Regions from separate parts of the Mus musculus genome. Here region 2 is linked to region 1. A link is a loop called in an ENCODE intact Hi-C map of the cell type or tissue named here. Cell type or tissue: heart. All regions are shown on one strand.

Region 1 (8,000 bases):
AGGCTGGCCTCAAACTCAGAAATCCGCCTGCCTCTACCTCCCAAGTGCTGGGATTAAAGGTGTGTGCCACCACTGCCTGGCCCAATTCAATCCTTTGTATCAGAAGAAAAAACCCAGTATTCTGAGGCCAGATGTGGGTGGGCTTGGGAAGGAATCCAGTGGTCAGTTAGGGAAGTCTGCCTAGCAGGCCAGGGTATGGAGGGTGACTCTTTATCATGCTTGCCCCACAGAGTTTGGCCTCTGGCAAGGGAAGTGGAGTCAGGCTCCGCATCTAGCAGCTGCTGAACACATCTAACTGTTTCGGAGGCCTCCATCCCATGAAGGAAGGGAACCAATGTCAGGGTTTTCCTCACCCTACCAGCCAGAAGTAGGAGACACAGCTAGGGCCTCCACAAAAGGAAAACGTTCAGAGCTCTGCTCTGAGACTCAGAAATGCACCTCTTAATGCCCTCCACCTCTCTAAAGCCCACTTTTCCTGATGTTTCTTTTTTTGTTTGTTTGGTGTTTTTGTTTTGTTTTGTTTTGTTTTGTTTTGTTGACACAGGGTTTCTCTGTGTATATCTAGCTGCTCTGGAACTCTTTCTGTAGACCAGGCTGGCCTCCAACTCACAAGAGATCCATCTGCCTCTGCCTCCCAAGTGCTGAGATTAGAGGCATGTGCCACCACTGCCCGGTTCCTGGAGTTTCTCTTTCCTAACGATACCTCTCTCTACTCCCTGGTAGGAAGACATCAAAGAAAATGAAGAAAATGCACTTTGACGATTTCGAGGAATTAACTGGGTTTGTAGTGGTACTGCGTGTCTGCTGGGAGGGCAGGGGATGAGGACGGGAGGGCCGGCCTCTCCTCTACTCAGAGGCAGCTCTGGGACCTATGCATATTGAACAAAATCCCAGCATTGTCATGGGGCTCCTGCCCAGGGCCTAAGGGGCAACAGAAGAGTGTTCAGAGAGCGCCTGGCATGGCTGCTCTGGAGCCTCCCAGGAGCGAACTCAACTATATTGTCACCAACAAGCCTGAGCTACTCTAGACATATGGCTTATAGGAGACGACCCTGACACACAGTCCCACATTCTGAAGCATAGCTAAGTGAGGCTGGCCCCAGGAACTAGATACCAGACCCAAAATCCAAATGCCTCCGTGGGGCTGGGCTGTAGCTTAGCAGCTGGGTATTAGCCTAGAGCACGTGAGGCTCTGGATTCTATCCCCAGCACCAAAAGGACCAGGCCAAGTGGGGGTGGGGGAGGGACGGAACGAGTCCTCTAGAACAGTGGTTCTCAAATTGTGAGGCGTGACCCCTTTGAGAGTTGAACATCCTTTTCACAGGGGTCGCCTAAGATCATTGGAAAATAGATATTTACATACAATTCCTAACAGTAGCAAAATTACAGTTATGAATTGGGAACAAAAATAATTTTATGGTTGGGGAGTCACCACAACATCAACTGTCTTAAAGAGTCAAAGGGTTGCAGCGTTAGGAAGGTGGAGAGCCAGGACTCCAGAGCTAGGATGGCACACGTCTTAAGTTTGGGTTTAAGAAGCAGTGCCTAGGCACTTAGCCACTCATTCACTGTATGATCTCGATTTCTGGCTCTCCAGGTCCTCACTAGTGAGGAGACTGGAGGAGTTGAGTGCTTTTCACACTGGACAGAGTGGTCACGGCTTATGTTCTCTGCTGAGAAGGAGCCCTGGGCCTGGTCCCTCTGCCACAGCAACCTTCCCTATGCCTTTTCCTTTTCCAGGAAGCTGAAGTTGCAGAGGTTAAGCCCCTCAGACACCCATCCCAATCACTTCTGGCCCGGTCACCTTCTGGACAAGCTGAGGCTCTACCTGCCTACTGTGGCCAAGGACCAGAGCCTGGCGATCTTCAGCTGTGTGGAACACAAGCCCCCTGCTTACCCTGCCATTTACCACTCTAAGAACTACTGGCCCATGAAAGACTTTTCTTATATGACCCATGCCTATTATGATGCAAACAAGGTGTACTCCATCAACTAGAGTGGATTGCAGGATGCTGGACCAGAAGACAGTGCAGCCAGAAGCCCCCAGCTGCAGTCATGAGATATCAACGAGCTATACGGAAAAAAAAAAACAAAACATTCCCAGGGAAGGTCCGGGGATGTGTCCCCTGATGCCACAGTGGGGTGTGGATGTGTCCACACACACATGCTGCTTTCCTATCTGTCATGACCTCTGCCGTTTTGAAATAAACTAGGTTAGAGCTGAACTAACCTTCACTAAACTAGCCTTGCTCGTGTGATTTCCTGCTTACGGGCTGGAAAACTTGAAGTGTGAGTATGTAAGAGACAGATTCCCCAGGACACCTCCCACCTCTCATCCTGGGATATTAATGCCTACAGGGACACAACAGACAGCAAGAGAGTCCTCTGTTAAATGAAGTAGCATGTCCTCAGCTGGGGAGGACTGAGGCCCCCAACCCCTGTGAATCTTCAGAAATCAGAGCCATACTCTCTAGTTCATGGGCCTTCTGTATAATTCACTCACTCACCTTTCTCTTTATGTAATGTACTCTGTAAGGTGCCATTAGCCACACACTTCCATGTTCCATTGGCCTTTACATAGCCTGTAGGCCAAGCAGCATTTGGGAAGGGAGGGCAAGACACAGACACAGGAGAGCAACAGTCCTGCCCTGCTGTTTGTGACCCAGCCACTCCAGACAAGACACTCTACTTACCTGGGTCTCTACTCCCCTTTACAGCAAGCACAAGGGTTGGGGCAGCATACCCAATTCAGCATTTGTCCCCACCTCCTGGAGCCACTGTCAAGATCACCAGTGGCATCTCTTCTGTCTGAGTTTGTACAAAGTTTGAAAATTTTTTAATTTAGTCTGCTGGGCAGTGGTGACACCTTACATCTCAGCACTTGGGAGGCAGAGACAGGAAGATCTCCAGCCAGCCTGGTCTACAGAGTGAATTCGACCACAGTCAGGCTTACACAGAGAAACCCTGTCTTAAAACAAAACAAAACAAAACAAAGGGTGGGACTGGGGTGGGGCCTGGAGAGATGGCTCAGCAGTTAAGAACACTGATTGCTCTTCCAGAGGTCCTGGGTTCAATTCCTAACCACATGGTGACTCACAACCATCTGTAATGGGATCTGATGCCCTCTTCTGGTGTGTCTGAAGACAGCTACAGTGTGCTCATATACATAAATCTTTAAAAAATGAGATTTATTCTATGTGATTGAGTGTTTTGCCTGCATGTATGAGTATGTACCACATGCATGTAGCGCCTACAGAAAAGGGCATCTGATCCCCTAGGGCTGGTGTTAACAAGGTTGTGAAGCAACGCTTGGTTCCTGGGAACTAAATGCCAGTCCTCTGAAAGAGCAACAGTGCTCCACCAAGCCACCTCCCCAGCTCAGGTTTGGTTTTATTTCCTCCTAAGATTATAGAGTTTTCACAATGATCTGTAAAACAAAAGATAAGCAAAATAGACTAAACTCGACCTACCTCTGCTTCCCAAGTGCTGTTATTAAAAAATGTGCACCACCACACCCAGCCAATAGACTATTTTCTTAGCAATATTATCAACCTATCACTTTTTTTTTTCCGAAACAGGGTTTCTCTGTGTAGCTCTGGCTGTCCTGGAACCCTCTCTGTAGCTCAGGCTGGCCTCGAACTCAGAAACCCGCCTGCCTCTGCCTCCCAAGTGCGGGGATTAAAGGCATGAGCCACCACCGCCCGGCTAACCCATCACTTATTAATACATTAGGTACATACCATAAGTAGAGAAGATTTAAACATACAGAAGTCGCGAGGAGGCTCAGTAGCACTTCATAAGCAGGGGTTTGCACATCTGTATATTAGGAAGTTTTAGGACATTTGCTCAACCAACCGCCTAAGGATCTTCGAAGAGTCTCTGTTTTGCTACCTCCCAGCCTCAAGGAGGCACCCTCGGGAACCAACAATTTAAAAAGCTATTGGGCTTCCACTTAGGGCGGAAATAAATGCCCACCTAGCAGGTCTTAGCTCAAAAAAAAACAAAAAACCCAAATTTCTTAAGTAGTCCCAAGAGAAAAATAAATTTTAGTTCACTCTAAGATGTTAATGTCTACTACAGAACACTAGTCCACTAGGGTTTTTTTCAGTATCATTTCTCAGGCACATCTTAGTTTTCTTTAGAGGACCCAGAGCCGGAAGTGCTTCCCTTTTCTCTGCCAGGACCTAAGACTCCGTCCCATCATACCTTGCGCGCCGCCGCCGCCTCTTCCTTCTTCCTCGGCGCTGCCTACGAGGTGGCTGCCATCTGTTTTACGGTGAGTCTGTATCGGCGGCCATCCGCCGCCCGCGGCTTCGACGGGACCCCGTCTCCGGGTGGGGAGGCCTCGGCGGCGGCCTCCGCACCAGCGTGGTAGTGGCGAGCGCGCGCGGGCCTGGCCACTGGCGCTGCTCCGGAGTCTGCCCGGGGGCCGGCATCGGCCAGGGCGGGCTTGCTGCCATGCGGCCCGAGAGTTTCGGACGGCACCCGCCGCTTTCTGCTTAGCTTGTTAGCAGCCTTTTTCTGCGGCGAATCCGAAATCTTAAGTCAGGGAGCTGCCGCCGCTCGCCAGTGAGCAGAAATGCTTTCTGAAGCGCAAGCCCGGCGGAGCAGGTTGTCTGCGCGGGGAGCAGAGAAGGCACCCTTTGGTTGGTGCTCTGAGACGACCGGGAGGGACAGACGGACTGGTGGCGTGTTAGGAGTGCATGGTGGCTTTGCGTATTTAAGGGCGCAACACTTCAAACATAACGAAGCTTAGTGGAGCGGGATTTGCCGCTCCTTCGCCACCAGAGAGACCTGGCTGGGGTTCTGTAAGATCGGTTGCGGTTCTTTGAGGTTCGGAGTGGGTGAGATGAACCACTGACCTCTTGGGATCGCGTCTGGAGAGTAGCTAGTATTCTTCCAGCTTCGGAAGCAAGAGGGAGAGCAAGCCTAGCAGAGGTACCCATTCCATTCCCAGTTTGCTCGGTAGCTGGTGATTGGAAGACACTCTGCAACATTACTCACTGAAGGCCTGAGACGCAGCCCCACCTCCCAGTTTCTTTACTAACTTGGGTCTGACTTTTGTCAAAAGGCATCATGGCTGCCCTCCGGCCTCTGGTGAAGCCCAAGATCGTCAAAAAGAGGACCAAGAAGTTCATCAGGCACCAGTCAGACCGATATGTGAAAATTAAGGTATGTGGTTCTGGGGTGGGGGTTAAGACCTGAGCACACATTTCTCGTTATCGCTTGTCTCTGCATTTTAAAAAGTTCATTTTAAAGATGACACTTTGTTTTATATTTATGCGTTTGAAGGGCAGGGAGAATCACTTTAAGGAGTTGATTCTCTCCTTCCTGTCTTGTGGGTCCAGGTCAGATTTAGTTTGTCTGACAGCAGGCACTTTTAAGTCATCTCTGCACCCTGACCCTGTATTTTAAAGATCTTTGGGGTTTTGTCTGCACACCAGGCACATGCATGCATGGAATTGAACCTCTGGAAGAGCAGCCAGTGCTCTCAACTGCTAAGACCTCTCTCTGGGCCTGCAGATCACCTGTTGGCTGGATGGGCATGCACACCCAGCAGTTCAGCAGTTAACTGATCCCTCCTCCCTACTTAATTGCAATGGAAGATGATGTTGAAATTCCAGTGCAAGTGCTAGGGATGGAGCCCAGGGCCCTGTGCATGCCAGGCAGACACTGCTAACTGAGCTACACCTCGGCCTTTGGTGTGTGTTTTATGACATGACCCCCTTGAATTCTGTCCCCTTCCTGCACACACATACAAGAGCTGCCAGTTTGCACAGAGACTAACTTGCCTGTGTGTCTTCAGCGAAACTGGCGGAAACCCAGAGGCATTGACAACAGGGTGCGGAGAAGGTTCAAGGGCCAGATCCTGATGCCCAACATCGGTTATGGGAGCAACAAGAAAACCAAGCACATGCTGCCCAGCGGCTTCCGCAAGTTCCTGGTCCACAATGTCAAGGAGCTGGAGGTGCTGCTGATGTGCAACAAGTGAGTTGGGCCCCTGGCTGGGAGTGTGCCTGCCTCCTGTGAGACTGAGGCCACTGCAGTGGGCATGCTTATGAGGAAAGAGGACGTGTTCCCTTGGTTGAAGCCTGAGACTGGAGAAGAAGGTCTTTTTACAGTGGGTGTTCAGTGTCCTTTATGGTCCTGTGTGGAACACTGCTATAGTGTCATGAGACTGCAGGGGCCTGTGTCTAACCTGGGACCTAAGCTGTGCTTGGCTCTGCTCTGACGGGTGGATTTGCAGAGCAGCTCAGGTCTTTTGGGGCTGAGGTAGAGAAAAAGTCTCCAGGCACAGCTGTAGAGAGAAGGTTGTGGGGTATTCTGGGTACTTTGAGCAAGTTACAACCCTTGGTGACCTCTGAGATGCAAAACCAAGGCCTCTCAGGAAATACTCTTGACATTGGATATGAGGGTGTGATGGGAATAGTTTATTTTTCCCAAGTAAACTAGGACTGCAGAGAGTGTATGTGTTCGGGGTTATAAGGATTTGTTTTCTGAGGTGGTTGTCATGCAGATGGAGGAGTCCTATGGGGAGATTATGTTGTGCATTTAACCAGGCCTTGAAGTGCTACAAGTTCATTTGGAAGGATGGATGCAGGAGAGAGAATGTGTGTTGTACAGCAGCAGTCCATGAGGCAGTGTTGATGGTGCAGTGTTATGGGGGCTGCATTTCTAATGGGTACATCTGCCCCAGGAGAGCTGCTTGGCCTTGTCAGACCCTGCAGGTGCACCGCTCACTGAGTTCTGTCTCTGGGCATTTTCCTCTGTATAGCTGGGGAGCAGGGCAAGTTGGAGGGTAGTTACAGAAAAACCATTGGTTCCTGAGTGGTAAAGAGTCCTGGGGTGGGATATGGCAGCATGTGACTTGTGAATGGTGAGTGTGCTAGACAGCTATAAATGCATGTGGCCCGGGATGGGTGCTTCAGGTTAGAACGTGATGCACTCTGTCCCCAAATCTGTCAGGTGGTGTCTGTCTGTATTAGGTATTTGCCATTTGTATGCTTTCCATAGCTCTGCCATCCTGCTTCTCTAGGGGTTTTTCCTCAGCTCCCGGTCTATGGCTTCACGGTCATCTCCATGCTGGGAATGTGTTCATTAGGACAGATTGTCAACACTTTGAGGGAACACGGGCAGTGTTTGTTGTTCACGCTGCTTGAACTGTGTACCTTACAGTGGTTGCACTGGAAGCCTTTGGCTCCAGTGGAAGAATTCTGGGTTACTCAGTGTGAGGAAGAATTAAGCCATTTCCCTGGTGACCTTTCCTGGTTTGCTTCTCTTTCAGATCTTACTGTGCTGAGATTGCTCACAATGTGTCCTCTAAGAACCGAAAAGCCATTGTAGAAAGAGCAGCACAGCTGGCCATCAGAGTCACCAATCCCAACGCCAGGCTACGCAGCGAAGAAAATGAGTAGATGGCTTGTGTGCATGTTTTATGTTTAAATAAAATCACAAAACCTGCCGTCGTATTTTCTATGTTTTTGGTAACTGGAGATTGTTCTTTGCTGCTTGTTCTGGGGGAGACAGCAGGGTTCAGAATCCCATGCTAGTCTTGGTTGGCTGCAGGTGGAAGAGGGGAAAGGCCTTGACCCTCTACAGTGTAGGTACACTTGAGTCTGGGGACCAGACAAACCTCTGCTCTCAACCCTGTCCCAACTCTAGCATGGGCTCTAGCTTAAGGCACTTTTTTTTTTTTTTTTTTTTTTTGTTTTTCGAGACAGGGTTTCTCTGTATAGTCTTGCCTGTCCTGGAACTCACTTTGTAGACCAGGCTGGCCTCGAACTCAGAAATCTGCCTGTCTCTGCCTCCCAAGTGTTGGGATTAAAGGCGTGCGCCACCACTGCCCGGCTTAAGGCACTTTTTTGATGAAGCCTTTAGTTTCATGGAACTGGCCTGCTTGGCCTCAATCAGTCAGGATTGACAATCCTGTCTTTGGAGGATATTAGAACTTCATGAGACTGATAAATACTTCTGCCACGTGGGACACTACAAGGGCAGTG
Region 2 (8,000 bases), 260 kb after region 1:
CTGATCTGCTGGCAGATGGGAGACTCTGAGTTCAAGGCCAGCCTGGGCTAAGTAGTGAGACAGTCAAAAAAAAAAAAAAAAAAAGTCAAGCTAAACAGAACAAGTAGCTGTTTTGATGCAAATTCTTGTAGCTGCTCTGCTCTTCATTGTCAGTGTTGCCTCTCTTTCAGAACTTACCATGTCCCCAGGACTCGTAAGCACCAAATGAGAGCGACACGGCTTACCTTTCCATCTGGCAGCCAGCGTGGGGTTGGCGATTGTGAAGTTTGGACGGCTTCTGGAAAGAATCCCCTTTCCAAAGTAACCCTTTCAAGAAGAGACACGGGCGCTGCTCAGTGGTTAGGCTCCAGCTGCAGTGGGGTACACTACTCAACAGCCTCACGTCTCCCCGATTTCCTAGTGATCACACCCCCACCTCTGCAGTGCGTATAGTGTGTGTAGGTGTTCATGTGCGAGTGTGAACATGTGGGTGTGCAGGTGCACGTGTGCACATGTGGGTGTGCAGGTGCAGTGTGCACATTTGGGTGTGCAGGTGCACGTGTGCACATGTGGGTGTGCAGGTGCACGTGTGCACATGTGGGTGTGCAGGTGCACGTGTGTACATGTGGGTGTGCAGGTGCACGTGTGTACATGTGGGTGTGCAGGTGCACGTGTGAACATGTGGGTGTGCAGGTGCAGTATGCACATGTGGGTGTGCAGGTGCACGTGTGCACATCTGCATGCCATCAGTGTTGACTATTTCCCATAGGGCTGGGGTCTGAACTTAGGACCTTGTGTACTCTGCCCACGGATCCATCTCTGCAGCCCTCCAGCTTTCAGCACCAGCTCGTCTTTCTCATGACAAATTACCCTGGCCTGTGTCTGGCATCCCTGAAGGCATTAGGACAGGCAGGGGCAGCTTTTTCTCACATGTGGCCCAGGAACACAGTGTACCTGGGAGTGAGAGCTATACCCACTGCAGACATAGGTATTCTTGGATTCTTCTGTACTCTGGAGAGGAAGTGTCCCTCTCTCTCCTGCTGTTTTCCCCGAAATACATAATCTTCCTGGTTTTGATTATAAATAAACAGAAAAAAAATCAAATAGTAATAAGATGAATAAAACTTATTCAGTATGTGTAAAGCCTCATTTTACCTTAGTCACAAACAAAGGCCTCAGCAGGGAACTGTAGGCACATAGGACCCAATGAGGCCTTAATGCACCAGGTCCCCAGGGACCCCGAGGCTGAGGCCCCTGACATTACTGTAAACTCTCTAGAGAAGGTAGAAGCGAGGCAGAATGCCTGTCATAGTCCTGAGCTGGGAGCAGGAGCAGGATTCACTGTCATAGGTGGGGATGGCAGTGGGGATGGCAGGTACAGTTCAGAGGTGGAACACATGATCCTCAGTGCAAACCCCAGCACCAAACCAAACTAGCAAACCCTAACACTGGATTCTGATGACAGAACACTGCTCCATTAATTTATAATGTCACTGAATTAAAGGTATGCTTATAAGGAGTGAACATCATGGCTATAAACTACATCTCAATCAGTTTAGGTAAAAAAAAAATCAATTACTTTTTAAGACCAGTCATATTTAATTTATGTGTATGGGTGTTTGCCTGCATGTATGTCTATCTGTATACCATATATGCCTGGTGCCTTCAGAGGCCAGAAGAGGGTATTGAATCATCTGGAACTAGAATTACAGATAACTGTGAGCTGCCATATTGGGGCTGGGATCAGATCTGGAAAAGCAGTCACTGCTCTTAACTGCTGAGTCATCTCTCTATCAGGCTGGCTTTTAAAGTGTCCTAGCAATAAAAACGAGATGGAGAGTGGGTCTCATCTGTTGTCCTGTCTAACAAATGCCAGCAAGGAGAGAGAGAGAGCAGAGATGTTGGGGAACTTTCCACAGGCCCTGGCTCATGGGTCCCATGCCACTGTGTAGTGACCTCTGGGAAGGGACAGGAGTCAGTAGGGATGACTGTCAAGTCTTTACTCATTATCTTTCTGTAAATTACTTCTCTGTCTTTACTATACAGCGCTTCACCCTGTGTTTTTGGTTTGTGGTTGGGCATGTCTAGCTCTCAGGCTTACAGTTGAAGTTTCAGAGCTGCTGCTTATAGTTGGTTCTGGGAGGAACCTGGAAGAGGAGGTGGCTGCTTGGGGTGTCCCCAGGAAGGAACCAGAACGGCCTGGGCTTACCTTCCCATACAGCTGCTCCATGTCCTCTGTGCCCCTCACCACCACATTGTTGCTAATCATTTCAGCCTGGAATATTCGGAATTCCTTCCTGGGACCTTGGTCCTGACCAAAGGGGATGGGCAGTGGTGACTCGTAACTCTCATAGACTCTTCTTTTCCTCTTAGGAGCACGGAAGACTGCCTCTGCCATTCTTCAAGGATAACAGGTCTCTAGAGAACAAAGGAGAGGAACCAGTCAGTAAAAACGGACCATCAGAGCCAGCACAATCAGAACCAGGTTGACCTGGTCTCTGGGGGAAACAATGAACTAGAAGACACCATGTAATAAGGACATCAGTCACGGGGGTATCTCAGATGCTAAGACCTCTAAGAAGCCAGTGCCATCACCTTAACTGAAGCTGGTAACACCAAGGCCTTAAGAATTCCTGTCTTTGAGCCAGGCGTGGTGGTGCACACCTTTAATCCCTGCACTCAGGAGGCAGAGGCAGATGGATTTCTGAGTTCGAGGTCAGCCTGGTCTACAAAGTGAGCTCCAGGACAGCCAGGGCTACACAGAGAAACCCTGTCTCGGGGGGGGGGGGGGTGTGGGGCAGGGAGAAGGAAATCCACGAATCATAGCAGAGTCACTGTCATTTAGGGGCCAGTTATGTCCTACGAAACGCCAGTGGGTGTGTGCAGGGACTGAAGCCAGGCTGTCCGTGCTGTATTCTACCCTGTGTGCTGGCTACCGCAGTGTACACACCACCATCAGGAAGCTGCTGCATCTTAGCTGGAAAACCTTTGGTAAAAGTCCCACCGACACTGGGCTTTAGCTCATCTATAAAGGGGTAGAAACCCAGCTCCTCACAGCCATGGTTCACAGAGGACAGGGCCTGGCAGAGTGGCATCACCCAGACTCTGATGATGCTGGTTATGAAGTGAGCGCCAGCAATGCCATTTTACAGTCAAGGCAACACTCAGGTCAGTGAGGCCCGTAAGGGCCCTGTGAATGACATCACTGGATTAACATCAGGGCTGTGGGAACCAGAGCCCAGGCCCTCTCTGTGGCTCCTGCTCAGACACAGGTTTGCATCTGTTTACTGTGGTCTAGGTCTGAGTGAGATGCCACACAGCTACCAACCAGGTAGAGACTTACCTAGAAGGATCCAAGGAAGCTGATGTGAAGACCTCTTTATTCTGGGTCTTACTTATTCTGACCCAAGGAGACAAAACCAGTGTGGAATACACACAAAAGTGAGTTGGATGTGACACGGAGCTGGGGCCGGCTACCAGCACCGAGCATTGCTGAGTCACAGCCCATGCAAGTGTGTACATTCCAACTGACAGACGCTTCACCAGGCCGGTGGGGGATTTGAACCTGCAGCTGTCTAGGGTCAGGTCTACACATGACTTAAACTGGGAGCTTACTGAGGAGGTGGGTGTCATGACCATTAAAGAGGAAACGATGTGGCAGGAGCACTGCCTGCTCTTTTAGAGGATTCAGGTTCCACCCTCCGCATCCACAGGGTAGTTCATGCCCATCAGTAACTCCAGTCCCAAGGATCCAATGCCCTCTTTTGGCCTCTGTGGGTACTGCATGCATGATAAGCACAGACAAGACACACAGGCAGGCAAACACCTGCAAAATGACAGTCGTGGTGGCGGTGGTCATAACAGAAACATCAAGCCCTGGCCAAGGTGTTCACGAAACTTCTCATGAAGCCAGGAATGTCAATAAAGACAGAAGGAAAGATGGACCAAGGAAGTTAGAACAATGGACAAGTGCGTGTCAAAGATAACCACGCACGGGGATGGAGAGAGGCTTGGTAGGTACTCATCCAGAAGAAAGACCCAGGTTCAATTCCCAGCATGCACATGGTGGCTTATGCCCACCTGCAACTCTAGCTGCAGGGGATCAGAAAGCCTCTTCTGGCTCCCTGGGGAACAAAGTACTCGAACGTTACATGTCATAAAGCAGATACATACAGCCAGGTACATATGTATAGGGTAGACCAGACCAGGACGGTGGTCTGGAGGACTGGATATAAAGGCTTTTAGTTGCTTCTTTTCCTAGTGCTGGGAATTGAACTCAGGGCCTGGATCATTCAAAGAAAACTCTCTATCAAAGGAGCCACAGTCCCAGCCCAGCCACATTCTTTTTTTTGTTTGTTTGCTTTTTTGTTTTTTCGAGACAGGGTTTTTCTGTGTAGCCCTGGCTGTCCTGGAACTCACTCTGTAGACCAGGCTGGCCTCAAACTCAGAAATCCGCCTGCCTCTGCCTCCCAAGTGCTGGGATTAAAGGCGTGCACCACTATCGCCCGGCTGCCCAGCCACATTCTTATTCCCATTGTACAAGTGAGAAGAATGGCTTGCAGCGTGTGTGTGTGTGTGTGTGTGTGTGTGTGTGTGTGTGTGTGAATGTATCTGCAAAGACTGTTAAGGAGAAACCTGCTCATGCCTGTCACCAGAGCACCACAAAGCATATTTCTGTCCATCAAAAGCAAGGCCTGTCCTTCATTCTTCTCTTAATCTGCTAGCCTAATATTCATTTAAAAATTTCGGTTTTGCTGACACGTGGCCTTGTTATGCAGCTTTGGCTAGCTTTAAACTATGATCTTTCTGCCCCAGCCTCCCATGTACTACAGCTAAAAGCACGAACCATGACACCCAATGGTCAGCCCAACCCCGCTCTATATGCTTCTACCGTCAATCCAAGCACAAAGCATACAGTAAAAGGTGGGTCCATATCACTTTCCAACACTCTTGGATCAGGGGTCAAAGAAGCCTCTCTTATGGCAAACTTACTCATGGTCTCTTAGCATGTATTTTATTTATTTATTTATTTATTTATTTATTTATTTATTTATTATTTTGAGATGAGGCCACACGTAGCCCAGGCTGGCTCCAAACGTGATATGTAGCTGAGGAAACTTAAAACCAGCTTGATGCTCTCGCTTCCATCTCTGGAAGTTGGGATTACAGGCGGGCAGCAGCTTGGTTGGATGCGGTGCTAGGAGTAGACAACAGGCTGCCAACCGAGTCCCATCCTCAGCCCCTCGTGGGCTCCTCATCATTTGCAAACACACTTTCATCTGTGTCCCCCACTGCACAGCTCCTGGGCCGAGGTGCAGGGCTGAGGGCCAAGGCAGACCAGCTTGGGGCTGGGGCAGATGGCATCTGTCAGCGAGAGCGAAGCGCTCCGCAGCCCTCGGGACGCTGTGCCCATGCGCGCTTGAGTGACAGCCACAGCTCCCACCCCGCTCCCGCCTGAAGTCGCTCGCACGCTGGACACAGAACGCGAGAAACAGGACTACTCAGTCTTACCTTTCGCCGCCACGCGCGCCCACCGTTACCCGGCAACCGGGGGGCGGCGCTGCAGCCGTCAAGCAGTGCGGCCGCAAAACCAGTTGCACGCAGCCGCAAAAGGGACTGGCTGTGTCCTAGCACAGCACGCCTGCGCACTGTACCGCTGACGATACATTCCGCCCCATCCCCCGGCTAAGTCTAATGAGGAAGGCTAAGGGGTAATATATCCCGCCTTAATTCTCACAGCAACCCCCAAGGTTTGTTTGTTTGTTTGTTTGTTTTCCTTTTGAGATTACATAGGTCTCACTGTATAGCCTTGGTTTGCCTGGAACTCACTTTGTAGCCCAGATTGGCCTTGAACTCATGGAGGGACACCTGCCTTTGCATTGCCAGTGCTCACTGCCTGTAAGTTCTAACACAAGGTCCATTTTTTAGAGATGAGATATGAAGCAACCTGCCCCAAAAGGCTGCCCTTGACCTCAGTGTGATATGAGATTTTTTTCAGCAGTGAACCCTGAATGCTACCAGGGAAGATGTGCCCACTGGAGCAATAATGGTGCGAAGGTTACAGAGGCAAACCCACATTACTGATTGACTCTGAGGCTGTTCGACGGAGGGAACTCATGCCTGGTATTGTAAACCTGATCTAAAGTCTCAGGAAGTCAAAGGCCCTGAGGAGAAACTGACTAGTATCTTGTTAAATGAAGAGGCCCAGCTACTTCCAATTTTTTTGGTTATACCCACAGCTTAGTGTTACCTTCGCCCCTGGCCAGAGAAGCTCCTCTCTGCAGAGGGCTGTGGTGACTACACAGGCTCAGTACTGGTCAAAATGCTGGCAAGTGACTGCTGAGAGCTCAGCTTTAAATGGGGTATCTATATTAACCCTTGCCTGCCCGAGGCTGAGGAAACATGGAAAAGGAGGGTGATGCAGAAAGGAGGCAAGAGCCAGAGGATGGGAGAGTGCTGTCTTCTGAACATGACAGAGCCCAAGGCATTCACGGACTCACAGCAGACTTGGGTACCTACATAAGGCGTGGTCAAGATCAAGCCTGAAAGATCAGTTAACCTTCTAGCCGGCAGTACTGACTGTATTTGATGGATGACCAAAAAGATAAAGGGCAAAGGGAATGAAGATAGGAAGGGATGAAGGGATGTGTGGGCAAGTAGAGGGATGGGAGGGGAGAGCTGGGGGTGGCTGTAGTCAAGATACACTGTATGAAACTGTTTAAGAATACACAAAAGATAACAACAAAATGTAAAACAAAGAATGCAGACAGGCAGGTAAAGTTTCTGTCAGGTGTGGTGGTGAGTGCCTTTAATCCTAGCATTTGGTAAGAAGCAGCCAGATCTCTATGAATCGAAGACCAGTCTGGTCTACATAGCAAGTTCCAGATCAGCCTAGACTATATAGTGAAATCCGCCTCCCCTTCCTCCCTCCTTCCTTCCCTTCCTCCCTTTCTTCCTCCCCACCCTCCCCTTCCCTAGGTTGGGGTGTGAATTAGTTGTAGAGCAATTGCCTATCATGCAGAGGTCCTGGGGTCCATAAAAACAAAACAAAACAAAACATAAAAATGTTTCTCACATTTCCAACTTTTGCTATCTTGTTTCTTTCATATTCTTCATATCTCAACCTCCTTATTGGACTATTTGAAGATAATTCCTACCCACACATGGTGGTATGTATTTATAGTCACAGTTACTATGGTAGCTGAGAAGCTAGCATCTTTTGAGGCTGGGAGTTCAAGGCTGGGCAGTATACTAAGACCCTTGCTTATCTCTTAAAAGAACATCATGAAGCAGAGCCTTGTTCTCACACGCCTTTAATCCCAGGCAGAGGCAGGCGGATTTCTGAGTTCGAGGCCAGCCTAGTCTACAGAGTGAGTTCCAGAACAGCCAGGGCTACACAGAGAAACCCTGTCTCAAAAGAACAAAAACAGAAACAAAAAAACCAACCAAGCAAGAAAAAAACCAACCAACCAACCAAATAAAAAACCACCACCTATGAGAGGGGCTATAGAGGTGGCTCAGGGGTAAGGGGTTAAAGAGCACTGGGCACTTTACCAGAGAACCTGTGCTCAATTTGCAGAACCTACTTTGTGGCTCACAACCATCTGTAATTTCAGTTCCAGGGGATCTGATGTCCCTTTTTGGCGCTAAGCACAGACATGTGTAGGCAAAACAGTCATGTGCTGGCACACTTTTTTTTTTTTTTCTTTTGTATATGCGTGCATTGTAGCTGTCGTCAGACACACCAGAAGAGGGCATCAGGTCCCATTACAGATGCTTGTGAGCCACAGTGTGATTGCTGGGAATTCAACTCAGGACCTCTAGGAAGAGCAATCAGTGCTTTTAACTGCTGAATCATCTCTTCAGCCTGGCAAAAACAGTCATAAACATAAAATAAATCAATTTAAAAATAAATAAAACAAGAACCTTAAACAGCATGTAAGATCTCACTCATGATATCCTAGTATAAATCTCTTAGTGTATTATATACGTGTAACACAGACACATATACTTGTATCAAC

The links. A loop is a pair of places that touch in the nucleus more often than their neighbours do. Peaks named below come from ENCODE experiments on the same cell type or tissue, not always from the same donor. Only the 100,000 strongest peaks of a DNase experiment are listed, where the experiment ranks them.
Region 2: it touches region 1 in a loop (2.8-fold over the local background); 3 of 42 quality-filtered maps call a loop at or near these places.

The regions. Positions count from the first base shown.
Region 1 is chr6:115,804,974-115,812,973 of GRCm38, reverse strand. Cand2 (cullin-associated and neddylation-dissociated 2 (putative)) reads right to left here. Exons shown (of 15, transcript NM_025958.2): 15 at 7,419-8,000. It overlaps Rpl32 (ribosomal protein L32), which reads left to right and starts at 4,231. Exons shown (of 4, transcript NM_172086.2): 1 at 4,231-4,276; 2 at 5,072-5,172; 3 at 5,807-5,988; 4 at 7,286-7,460. The coding sequence starts at 5,077. The coding sequence ends at 7,415. It overlaps Efcab12 (EF-hand calcium binding domain 12), which reads left to right. Exons shown (of 9, transcript NM_001110506.1): 8 at 724-780; 9 at 1,741-2,245. The coding sequence ends at 1,996. It overlaps Snora7a (small nucleolar RNA, H/ACA box 7A), which reads left to right and starts at 4,871; the gene lies at 4,871-4,999. In heart, a CTCF peak has its summit at 3,910 (motif pointing right); DNase peaks (open chromatin) are centred at 3,823 and 4,243; H3K4me3 peaks cover 3,549 bases; H3K27ac peaks cover 2,601 bases.
Region 2 is chr6:115,542,219-115,550,218 of GRCm38, reverse strand. It overlaps Tsen2 (tRNA splicing endonuclease subunit 2), which reads right to left and starts at 5,528. Exons shown (of 12, transcript NM_199033.2): 1 at 5,491-5,528; 2 at 2,189-2,397; 3 at 225-306. The coding sequence starts at 2,377. Gm36355 (a long non-coding RNA gene) reads left to right here and starts at 5,572. Exons shown (of 7, transcript XR_869382.3): 1 at 5,572-5,877; 2 at 5,978-6,102. In heart, CTCF peaks have their summits at 3,753 (motif pointing left) and 5,491; DNase peaks (open chromatin) are centred at 3,757 and 5,568; H3K4me3 peaks cover 1,645 bases; H3K27ac peaks cover 1,086 bases.